2 separate regions of the Homo sapiens genome follow, and region 2 is linked to region 1. A link is a contact called in ENCODE Hi-C or POLR2A ChIA-PET data. All regions are on one chromosome and are shown on one strand. The core of a region is the stretch at or near the end of the contact, and the rest is flanking DNA. Distances in the headings are between cores, read along the strand shown.

What was found. Hi-C counts contacts between places; a loop is a spot of excess contacts on that map. ChIA-PET counts read pairs that join two places held with the same protein, here RNA polymerase II (POLR2A). Pooled maps may share reads with other maps.
Region 2: a loop to region 1 is called in a map of PC-9, with 15 times the contacts of the local background. The contact joins two enhancer-like sites. A Hi-C loop is called at or near these places in 1 of 168 maps with a recorded cell type or tissue (PC-9) and 1 of 50 pooled maps. POLR2A ChIA-PET finds 5 or more read pairs at or near these places in 1 of 52 experiments (activated T-cell).

Annotation. Positions count from the first base shown.
Region 1 is chr7:40,920,264-40,925,645 of GRCh38, forward strand. It overlaps a transcript of SUGCT not described here. Among named protein-coding and RNA genes, the nearest start is that of LINC01450, 57 kb to the right of the region's middle. Within about 2 kb of position 2,193, at least 2 of the 41 ENCODE cell types and tissues checked have a DNase peak (open chromatin) inside an H3K27ac peak, as active enhancers do; they include PC-9, where a contact is called at or near this core.
Region 2 is chr7:41,186,656-41,192,037 of GRCh38, forward strand. No RefSeq gene overlaps it. Among named protein-coding and RNA genes, the nearest start is that of LINC01449, 88 kb to the left of the region's middle. Within about 2 kb of position 3,241, at least 6 of the 41 ENCODE cell types and tissues checked have a DNase peak (open chromatin) inside an H3K27ac peak, as active enhancers do; they include PC-9, where a contact is called at or near this core.

The sequences.
Region 1 (5,382 bases), core at 943-3,442:
ATGGCATATATGATGCCCATGATAAATATTTCTCCCGTTGAATTGGCTTCTTCTGTGAGGAAAGTATGCCCTGTGCAGGACAAATGACAATTATGAGTGAGATTAACAAGAATATCACCAGAAGCCCTGGAAAGTTCAATATCTGCTATCACCTGACCTGTACCTGCTGATATTGCCAAAAAGAAAGGGCTGAAGGAGAGGGTGGGACTTCTCCAGGAATGACTGAAAAATGCACCCCCAACTCAGCCCATTTGGAAGCGAGGTGGTCCAGCTACTTCCTGTTGGCATGTGGTCATGTCAGAGCCTCAGACATGAATTGGGCTTCAGTTTTATTGTTGTTTGTCAGTTGGTTGGTTTTATTTCTTCTTTCTCTTTCATTATTCTTTGTCTAAACAGGAAAATCATCCTCCCAAATTGTTGATTGGCAGATCTTCTATTTGTCAATGTATCTCTAGATCCCCAGATGAAAGAGAAAGGATGGACTACCTTTAGATATTATCAGAGAGCAAAGGAGACACAGCATGAGAGAATGTAGCCAAGAGATAAATAAAAATAAAATGAAAGATAAGCAAGTTTAAGGTTTAAATACTTAATACCTTGTTTTCTGAAAGCCTCAGAAGGAAAAGAAAAGAACAAAATGCCAAGCGTGTTCATTTGGATGGTAATTAAATTGCAGTCCCATTGCTGTGATTAGTATTCCTGTGCTATGCTCACTTTAAGGAAGTGGACAGGTTGGTGTTGGCCCTGAGGGTAATTGTTTCTGGGTCAGGTACTGTTAGCTCCACACTCTATGCCTGTATCTCCCATCACAGGTTGGATGTTATTGGCACCTTCCTGCATTTGCCAGTGCTCTAGGGATACAGATGGAAATGTGTTAGTATAAATCAAAAATATTCATATTGTAAGAATCACTTTAATAGGTGCTTGTAAGGTGAAAATTCTGGTTTTAAATTAAATTTTATTTTATTTATTTATTTTTTTACAAAATAATATATTATTTGGAAGCGAGGTGAATAAATTTGTATGTGGACTATAGGGGCCTTTTAAAAACAAAGAAGCACAGGTCCCTGAACCTTGTGTTTTCAAAATCCAAAGTTGCTGCACTCCGCCAGGGTGGAAAGGTCCTAGTGAGAGGGAATAGCAAGGGTTCTGAAATAAAACCTCCATGGAGGTAGAGAGAGGCTGGGGGCCATGTGCACCTTCGTACTGAAGCAGGTCATCAGGGTGCTCAGATCTCACCTAGGTGAAGCAGGCGGCACTGGGAGACCAGGCTTAGTGTAGGCTGGAATACTCTTCACCTCGAAGAACTCCTGGAGCTAGGTCAGGACTCTAAACTTTCTCCAGTGGCAAAGAAGAGCCCAGTAAGCAAGAACAGCACAATCAGATGCCTCGGCTTTTCCCAGCTGTCATCTCCTGCAGAGGCCTTTGTCTGCTTCCAAAGCTACCAACCCCCGGGGGTGGTGGCTGTAACCTCCTGCTTTTCGTGGGCCTCAGCTCGAAAGTGAGGTTGCCCACTGCACTTTGAGAGGTTTGTGTGGGTGTGTGCATGTATGAGCATGCAAGGAAAGGCTCTAGACTGGAGCTGAGGACAATCTCACAATAGGGAGGTGGCAGTTCCAGCCATTTATTTAGAACATTAAAATTAAATATTGCCATCTTTTTCTCTCTACCCTGGAGAAGTTGCATATATCCATAACATGAATATAAATCGTAGTGAAGTCAGTTAAGTTGCAGATTCAAAAGAGACACCAGTGTTCCTATATTAACTCAGATGTGTTAGAAAGGAAAAAAATGTATCTTCCCGTATTTGTCACCCCCTGGATTGTTTCCATGGTTATCCAATGCTATGAGGAGAGACACTTGGTTTTTACTCCAGGGTTTAGAGGGGTGAGGAGTTCCTTAATGATTAAGCTTAGCATTCTTCCAAATCGGACTATGTCTTCTAGTGACCCCTTTTGGGCTTAGTAAAGTATTTGTCACCTATCCCAGAGTTTCTGTAAAATTGATCAGGAAAGAGGTGATGTTGTTTCACCTGGCTTCCCTGGTGGTAGGAGCACCAGCACTCCAAGTCCTAATTTCAGGAAACTCTTTGGCTCTTTGCCTGTGCTTTTTAAGACCTGGGTGCTTCTGAAGAGAACACCTTCCTTCTTCATTAGGTGGCTCTTGCAGTCTGCCTCATATTCACGCCTCAGGAGTCAGAGAGCTTGACTCATGGGGCAGGGTTCTTAGTCCTTGCCAAGGAGACAGAGACAGCAGCCTTGGGCAAAACTGACATCACATGCATACTTTAAAAGGAAGCAAAAAACACAAGGTTTCTTTACTGAGAGTGTAGAAATCAACAATGACTGTAGCTTCTCTTGAAAGAATCCACTGGTATATTTCACTTCATCCAAAATAGAGCAAAATTCAAGGAGAGGCCACATGAGCTTTGGGTTAGTAAATTGAAAGGTGCCCTTGACAGTTGCCTCGAGTTGGAGTTAGTAACTTTCTCATAATGGTGAGTGGAGTTTTACCTTGCAATAAGTGCCACACATAGCTGACTTGCCTTCAGACATATTTCTTTACAGGCCTCTATCTTTCCCCTCTTTGCCCCGGTGGTATTTCCTGCCCTTTGGCTGTTTTACACAGGCATGGGCAATACCAAGTAATTACTAATAGGAGATTTGCCCTCTGAGCTGTCTTGAAAGTGCCCAGCTCTTAGCTACTGGACAGACCCTTTGGTAGAAGGCCATTTTGTATGTGCTTCTGGGAAGATTAGAAAGCTGAGATGGGTGGAGAGGTAGACATCAAGGCCAGCGCTTTCAAGATTCAGTTGGAGCCTCTATAAAATAGAAATTGAGGGAGACTCCTTAGCCTATAAATGTGAAGAAAGAGGAGAAAGAGATGAGCAGTGTTTTGTCCTGGGTGTGCACCCTGTGGAGATTTTGTATAGGAACTTAGGCCCCTTGGTTCCCTACCTGGTTTTAAAAGCATTGCAGTTACTTGGCAAGTTACCATCAGAGAACATCATAGAATTGTCTGCTATTTATGTTGAAGATATTACATGCAGGAGACATTTATTCTGAAAAAATGCCTTTTGAGAATCAGAAAAAACAAGGGCATTTAGCAGTTTTGACAAGAATTCTAGCTCACATAGTGATTTTTGGCTTGGTCATTGATAATCATTAACCATGGTTTTGCACCATTTACCCATTCAGAGCACAAAGCTCTTAGGTAGAGAGTCAATAATCAACGTTGAAATTGAAACATGTTCTGTTACCTTAATTCAAGGAGACAGAAAATAATTTTCAGAATTTCTGGCTTGAGAATAAATTCACAGGCCCCTAAATCTTCTCTCCTCTAAGGAAAAAGCACTGACTGGTCAAGGTTCTTCTTGGGGACCACCAGATTCCCCAGGCCTGCAATTTTCTCTAGTCCATCAATATTGCCTACATCCTTGGCAAAAATATGGTATTTGGTGTTTCAGATCCCATTCTAAGTTATCTTCTCTGCTTTTCTAAATGAGTGCTTCTCATTCTTCTAGTCTTTATTTCTTTAGTGTCAGTTGAGTCATCCTGGAGGCCGTGGATCTTGATCTCCATGAACTGTGAATAGAAACATTTCCCTGCTGATGATAAACTTCCTCATTTGATACTGTGGTCTGAATGTTTGTGTCCCCCACAAATTCATATATTAACAGGCAGGAACTTTGCAAGGTGATTTGATCATGAGGGCAGAGTTCTCTCATGAATGGGATTAGTGCCCTTATAAAAGAGGTCTGAGGGAGCTTATTTGCCCCTTCTACCAGTTGAGGTCACATAGAAAGCAGTATCTATAAGGAACTGGCCCTCACCAGCCACTAAATCTGGTGGTGCCTTGAATTTGGACTTTCCAGCCTCCAGAACTGTGAGCAATAAATTTCTATTGTTTATATGTTATCCAGTGTTAAATATTTTGTTAAAGCACCCCAAACTGACTAAGACATTTTATCTTCAGCCAAGGTGGCCTGGATCTTTCAATTACGTGTGTGTGTGTGTGTGTGTGTGTGTGTGTAGTGGCATGATCTCAGTTTACTGCAACCTCTGCCTCCCCAGCTCAAGTGATCCCCCCACCTCAGCTTCCAAATAGCTGGGACCACAGGCATGCACCAGCATGCACCACTATGCTCAGATAATTTTTGTATTTTTAGTAGAGATGGGGCATTGCCAGGTTGCCCCACCCAGCTGGTCTCAAACTCCTGAGCTCAAGCGATCTGCCTGTCTTGGCCTCTGAAGGTGCTGGGATTACAGGCATGAGCCACTATGCCCAGACTCAATTTTCTATATTAGACCCTACAGGAAGATGCTCCAGGACTGGCTTGGATGATTAGCCCATCAGTCATCAGCATGGATCCAAGGACCTCAGCTCTCTCCTTCAACTAGGTATCCATTACAAGACACTCTTAAACATGGAGGACTATCTCTGGGGCTCAGATTTACAGTGTGCATAACGTACAGGCCATGAAACTAATAATTTAATGCTCAGATGGAGTGAACAAAGGAAGAAAACATAGGCAGTGCTTGTTATTAATTCTGTATCATCAGTACTTTAGTAAAGTCAAGGTGAACTTTCTTCATTCACAGATTGTAAGATGCTTTCATGTCATTATGTGTAACTATAGCACATTTATTTTTATGCTATATAATCTATCACAAATATCATGATGTATTCATTCTCTAGTCATATGGATATTGTGTTGCTATGAAGATTCTTGTACATGACTCCCAGTGTACCACATGTAAGTTTCTCCAAGTCTGGTGTATACACCTAAAGCTTTTTGCAGTCTCTGTTTTTAGAAGGAAGAGAGCTATAGCAGGCCACAGCTTGCAGAGCTTAATTAATGATATCTCTGGGTTATAATAGCCCCTGACTAACCCTTGGAATAAAATTTACTTTTCTTAAGCAAATCCTGACTTTCTATTTTTATGAGAATTTTCTATACTTTCTGACAGTAGTCAAAAGCTAAAATTCACACTGAAAATGGTTTCTTATCTTATGGGATGAACCCACATGATATTCCCCCATGTAAAGACTGGTTTCTGCATGACTCTTTCAATTTGAATTGTTTCAGGGAAAGGAATGGTCTTGTCTGACTTGCTTTTTAATATGCCTAATAGAATACAATCACAATGAATTCATCCTCCTCAGTTGTCCACATGTATATCATCTTCCCAGAGATAACTATTGTGACAAACCTTGGCATTCTTTCAGCTTTTTGAGATATTAGCTCTATTTAATTTTAAGTGGTATTATTCCCTATTCTGCAGAGCCGCTCAGATAAAGCTCAATAGGTGTTCTCTTCATCACAGAACAACTCTTTTGGGCTTGGTGGTTTACATGAGTCTGGAGAAACCCCAGTTGAGA
Region 2 (5,382 bases), core at 1,991-4,490, 270 kb after region 1:
TCAGGACATGAGGCTTAAGTTGGGTATGGAAAAAGAAAGAATACTAATAAAATGGGTTACAGTGACTTTTGGTTGAGCCTTATTTATTTTCTTAGATCTGTTTGAACAGACAGTTGTCATGTGGTTCACTCTGCTTTATGACGGAGGAAGAAGCAGCCATCTTCTTTCAAAGGTGCTGCTATGTTTCAGAGTGGTTTGACTCACACCTATAGCTCAGAAAAGAAGGAAATGATTGTAGTGAGAGGGATTGGAAATGGATGCTAACAAGCAAAGGACTAAAGTCAGGGTCAAAGTCACTTCTTGCTATAAAATTATCTCAGTGTTATTCTCTTTAACAAATGGTTTTATTTTCACTCCCCTCAAACAGCTATGATCATTATTCTGGCAACACTCGGTTCCATTTCAACATTAGTGGACATACCAGGTTGTGGCCATCTTTGGAATAACCCTGCACGCATGAACTCCTCTTTTGTTATTCCTTGTCTTTGTGACTATGCTAGCCATTCACCTACTCCTCACAACAGAAAATATGGGAGTCAACCTTGCTTCGTTTTATTTCAACACACACACACATACACACACACACACACACACGCAGTAAATCACCTAAGTTCATCATCCCACAGTCTCCCCATGCCTACTGCCAGTCTCCAACTCTAGGCCACTCTCATCTCTGTCCTTGATAACTCTTCTTCCTCCCAGGCTGTCCTCACTCAAGTCCATCCTCCATAATGCAGCCAAAGTATTCTTTTGAAAATGCAACTCTGATCAAGTCATTTCCCTGTCTAAACTATGAACTGGTTTTCCGTGTCCGGCGTTGAAAAATCTCACCATACTCAAAATCTTGCTGGCTTTCCTCTCTGACTCACCCTTCACCTTCCTCCCTTACACTGGGCCCCACCCTTATTTAAGTATTTCCTGTCACTTGAAGATGTTGGCTCCCCTTCGCCTCTGGGCCTTTCCACATGCTATTACCCCTACCTGGAACACACTATTGTGACAGCTACAGATTGGCACTTGGGTCACAGACCTCAATACAGATGTGTTTTAGGTTATTTTAGCTGTAACGCCAAGAAATACCAAGAAACACACGTTTAGGCTTAACCCAAATAAATATGAATACTTTCTTTTTCTTTCTTTCTTTTTTTTTTTTTAATGAGACAGAGTCTCGCTCTGTCGCCCAGGCTGGAGTGCAGTGGTCTGATCTCAGTTCACTGCAAGCTCCGCCTCCCGGGTTGACGCCATTCTCCTGCCTCAGCCTCCTGAGTAGCTGGGACTACAGGCGCCCGCCACCACGCCCGGCTATTTTTTTGTATTTTTAGTAGAGACGGGGTTTCGCTGTGTTAGCCAGGGTGGTCTCGATCTCCTGACCTCGTGATCCGCCCACCTCGGCCTCCCAAAGTGCTGGGATTACAGGCTTGAGCCACCGAGCCAGCCAATATGCTTATTTTCTTGACAGCTTCCTCACCCCTTAAGGAGGCATTCACTGGAGTCAGAAGGCGTGGCCGAAAGAAGAAACTCTGCGCTTCCCTTCCTGCCCCCATCAGGCGTAGCTGTCATTCCTATTGGTCCCCACCAAGGTGTGCCCAGCTGGCTTACATGTCTCATTCAGCCTCATTCATTAATCATACGCATCCAAAATTCAAACCAACACTTACAGTATTACACCAAACACTTGTTTTTTTAGTTCCATAAATTTGTGCTATTGCAGCCAATCATCCCACAACCATATAAAAGGAGTCTTAGCACGTGGTTAATAAGAGTTAAGGAAGCCAGGTTCCAGAAGGAATTTCTCAGGATTCCCTCTGATTCAGCATTCTTCATTCCTCCATTCTTGACCTGGCTATGCCTTACACACCCCTGGGCTCTTAGTTTTAAAGCTCTTTTCTGCTCCCCACTGTGGTCGTGTTAGGTTCCCCTACCAAGAGTTGCAAAATCCCTTGTTTCCCAGTAATGTTCTCTGCTAATACTCTGTTTCTTGACTGTGCTCTGAGCTTCCGAAAGGCAAAGAGTGTATTTGTCAAGGTCCCCATTGTATCTACAGAGCCTGGCATGTGGTGACTGCACAATAAATATTGCTGAACAAATAAATAAAATAAATCGTGGCAAGAATAGAGATTGCATTAAAAGTTTATCTCCCCTTTTCCCCTTTATCCCCAGGAGACCCCATCCTCCAGAATTCAAAGAAGAAAGTTGAACCCTTCTCACATTAAGCCTATCTGAAAAGCTGCTTTTAGAAACTCCAGTGCACACTCACACACCATTATATGTTATTTCAGGCTGGTGTAATAATAAAACTGTCAATCCTATGAATAAGAACTGTTTCTTTACTTGGATTCTTGCTCATGTTCGTGTATATTTATGTATTACTAGAAAAGCAGCATTCTTAAGATTCTTAGATTGTTTTGATAAGATATGACTCTACTTTTCCCAGCCTTTCTTATTATAAGAATCTTTAACAAGCTCTTTAAACAGTTCACACATGCTACCTTACATTTTTATGTGATGTAACGTATAGTGAAAATTTTTTAAAAAGATTTTCTTAATATAATGTTTAAATAATAAAATTATTTCTTGTCTAATGATATTTGTGCAAGTAGACTAGTTTTTTTATGCATAGAAGACACACCATTTCTTTAGTTTCGTTGAGGAATAATTATCAATCATTATTATTTATAAGACAAGGCTGTTCTTTTTTAAAAAAAATCTTTAATTTAAAATACCTCTGTATTTAAGAGTGTTAACTACAAGAGCCTTTTCTATTGTCGTTCTTAGAAAAAAAAAGGTTCTGATGTTTGCTAGTCTAATAATTTATTTAATGCCTAAATTCATGTGACCTGAAAAAAAAAGTTTAAAACATTAAGTGAAGATGTGTGGTTCTATGGAGGGCAAAAGTCTTGTGTATAAGACCACAGGTAGCAGCCAGCTCCCTCAGTGGCCATCTCTATCAGCCTTGAGACCACCTCTCCTTACTGATCTTAGCTAGAAAACAGGCAAAAGGTAGCAGCTTCTAGTGACCATTCCAGGCTGCTTACAAACAGGGTGATTCTGGGGGAAAGCAGAACTGGGTGCTTTCCATCTCCATTGAAAAATGAAAAAAACAGAAAAAAATGGACAAAATGAAGAAAGAATATAGAGAATTTCAAACAACTGGCTTAGTCTTGGGCCTTCTTTCCCTGCCCACCCCACACCACCATCTTTTGCATGCCCTTCTCACCCTGCCCTGTTGTCAACCTTGAGCTGTCTTGGAAGCAAAGTCCAAGGGGACAATGGAGCATGCAGGCAAGTTCCATATCACCCCATTTGCCTAGAGCATTTGGTTGCCCCATGAACACAGAATTCCAGTGGACCCACAATGTGTGGGAGTTCAGTGAGGCTCATGGCGAGTACAAGGGAAATGTGTCATGTTTATGACTAAGTGGTCATGCTTCCTGTTCAAACAAGAAAGAAGGCAACAGCATTCTAAGAAACACAAACAACCAAGGGATCTTAAAGTATCCTTTCTCACTCCTGTCACTTCCTTGTAATAACCAACCAATTACATGGAAAACGATGACATTGAAGGAAAGGGAAAAATAGGGAAACCTACAGATCTTTTTTCTTTCTGTTTTTAGAAAGCACATCAACAAGCCAAATGTAGAAAGCATCGGTAAAATGTGCAAATATAAAGAAATAAAAAAGAGTTGAGTTAGTGTTGTGTGGCGTTCACACTGTTCTGGTGAGAATGAAATACATATGCGCATACAAGGTACAGAACGTGAATTTATGAATTGTGTAATTTTGGTGATTCGGCAGAAGAGTTACATGTTCTTATATTTGCCTCTAAAACTTGCACTGAACAATGGTACAATTCATGCTCATAATTAAAACTTTTAATTTTTCTTTACTTTAGAACTACATTAAATAGCAAATAAATAACAACATGGCAAGTCAAGAGAGATCATGGAAAAAAGGAAAAGGCTTCATATTTAGTATCTTTAATGGCATATTTTCTGTTTTTGTTTTTGTTTTTTCTTTTTTTGAGCAAGAGTCCTGCATTTTCATTTTGCCTTGAGTCCTGCAATCATGTAGCTGGCCCTGCTTCCAAGAAAAGAGGAAGGAAGAGCCAGTGCTTCACTATGGTAGGCCCTGAAGTGGGATCCAGCTCTCTGGCTTTGCTATGGCTTCAGCCTTCCTGATGTGACTTCCCTTTCCTGTCTCCTTCCCTTGTGACTGTGACTTCTCAGCAGCTCCTGAGCTCTCTGCCTCTTGGCTCGAAGGGACCATACTTACACTGATGCTAGAGCACACCCTTTATTCCTGGGTCCAGTTGTTGACGTAGCAACTTCAAATGGACACAGAGATCTCTGGACATTTTCTGTTTATGTATTTATTTATTCACTAAGCATATATTAAGAACTTGTAATATGCCTAGCACTGTCCTATGCCAACTGCTATGAATTGAATTATGTCCCTTCAAAACTCACATATTGAAGCCCTAACCCCAGGACAATGGTATTTGGAGATGGGGCCTTTGGTAAGTTATCAGGTTTAAGTGACATCATGAGGGCAGGGTCCTCGGTAAAATTAGTACTGTTGTAGGTACTGGGGGTAGAACACTACATTATCATTCCAAAAGAGGTCCCTACCTTCTGAAACTAGATTATCCAAATCTTGGGAACTATAATACAGATTTCCATGAAAAACAAGGATTATGTTTCCAGAGAGCTCTTGACAGCTGAGCCAAAAGGAAGAAAGCAGAGAGAACTGTGGGCAGTTCTCTTATAAGACAGGGCTGTTCTGAAATAATTTCTGATTTCATTTTTTAAAAATGCTTAAAAGTACATACTAATTTGTGTAGTGGAAGGTTTATTATTCCCATGGCAGTGAAGATCAAGAGCTACCTCTGTGTTATAATTTAAAATATATTGCTTTGGAGTGTTTTCTGTAGATGCCTGGAATATTTTTATCCCTCTTGCCAGGCTGGCAAACTCTTCCTTCTTTTAGAGTAAACTTGTGTCTCATTTATTCAATTCAGTCTTTCTCAATTCCCCTAGATAAAGCACCTTTTATTTAATCAAATTAACTACCCCTCCTTTATAGAACTTATCACATTGTATTTTGTAGAATAAAAAAAACACTTAAGACCTACATATCCTGTGCCTCATACCTAGGAGCTATTTGGTAAATTAAGAGTAGAAAAGTAAGTTTAGTGAAAGAGTTCACTCCATGTTAAGAAATGTACTGTATGGTTTCAAGTAAATTTCAAATACTTGAACATATACAATCTTGAGCTTACTGCACTTCTACTCAATGGGCACATCTAGTATTTCAGCATGAAAAAAAATCAGTGGGAACAATAGGGATCACATTGAGGTTTGAAAATATAATTTTAAATGTATG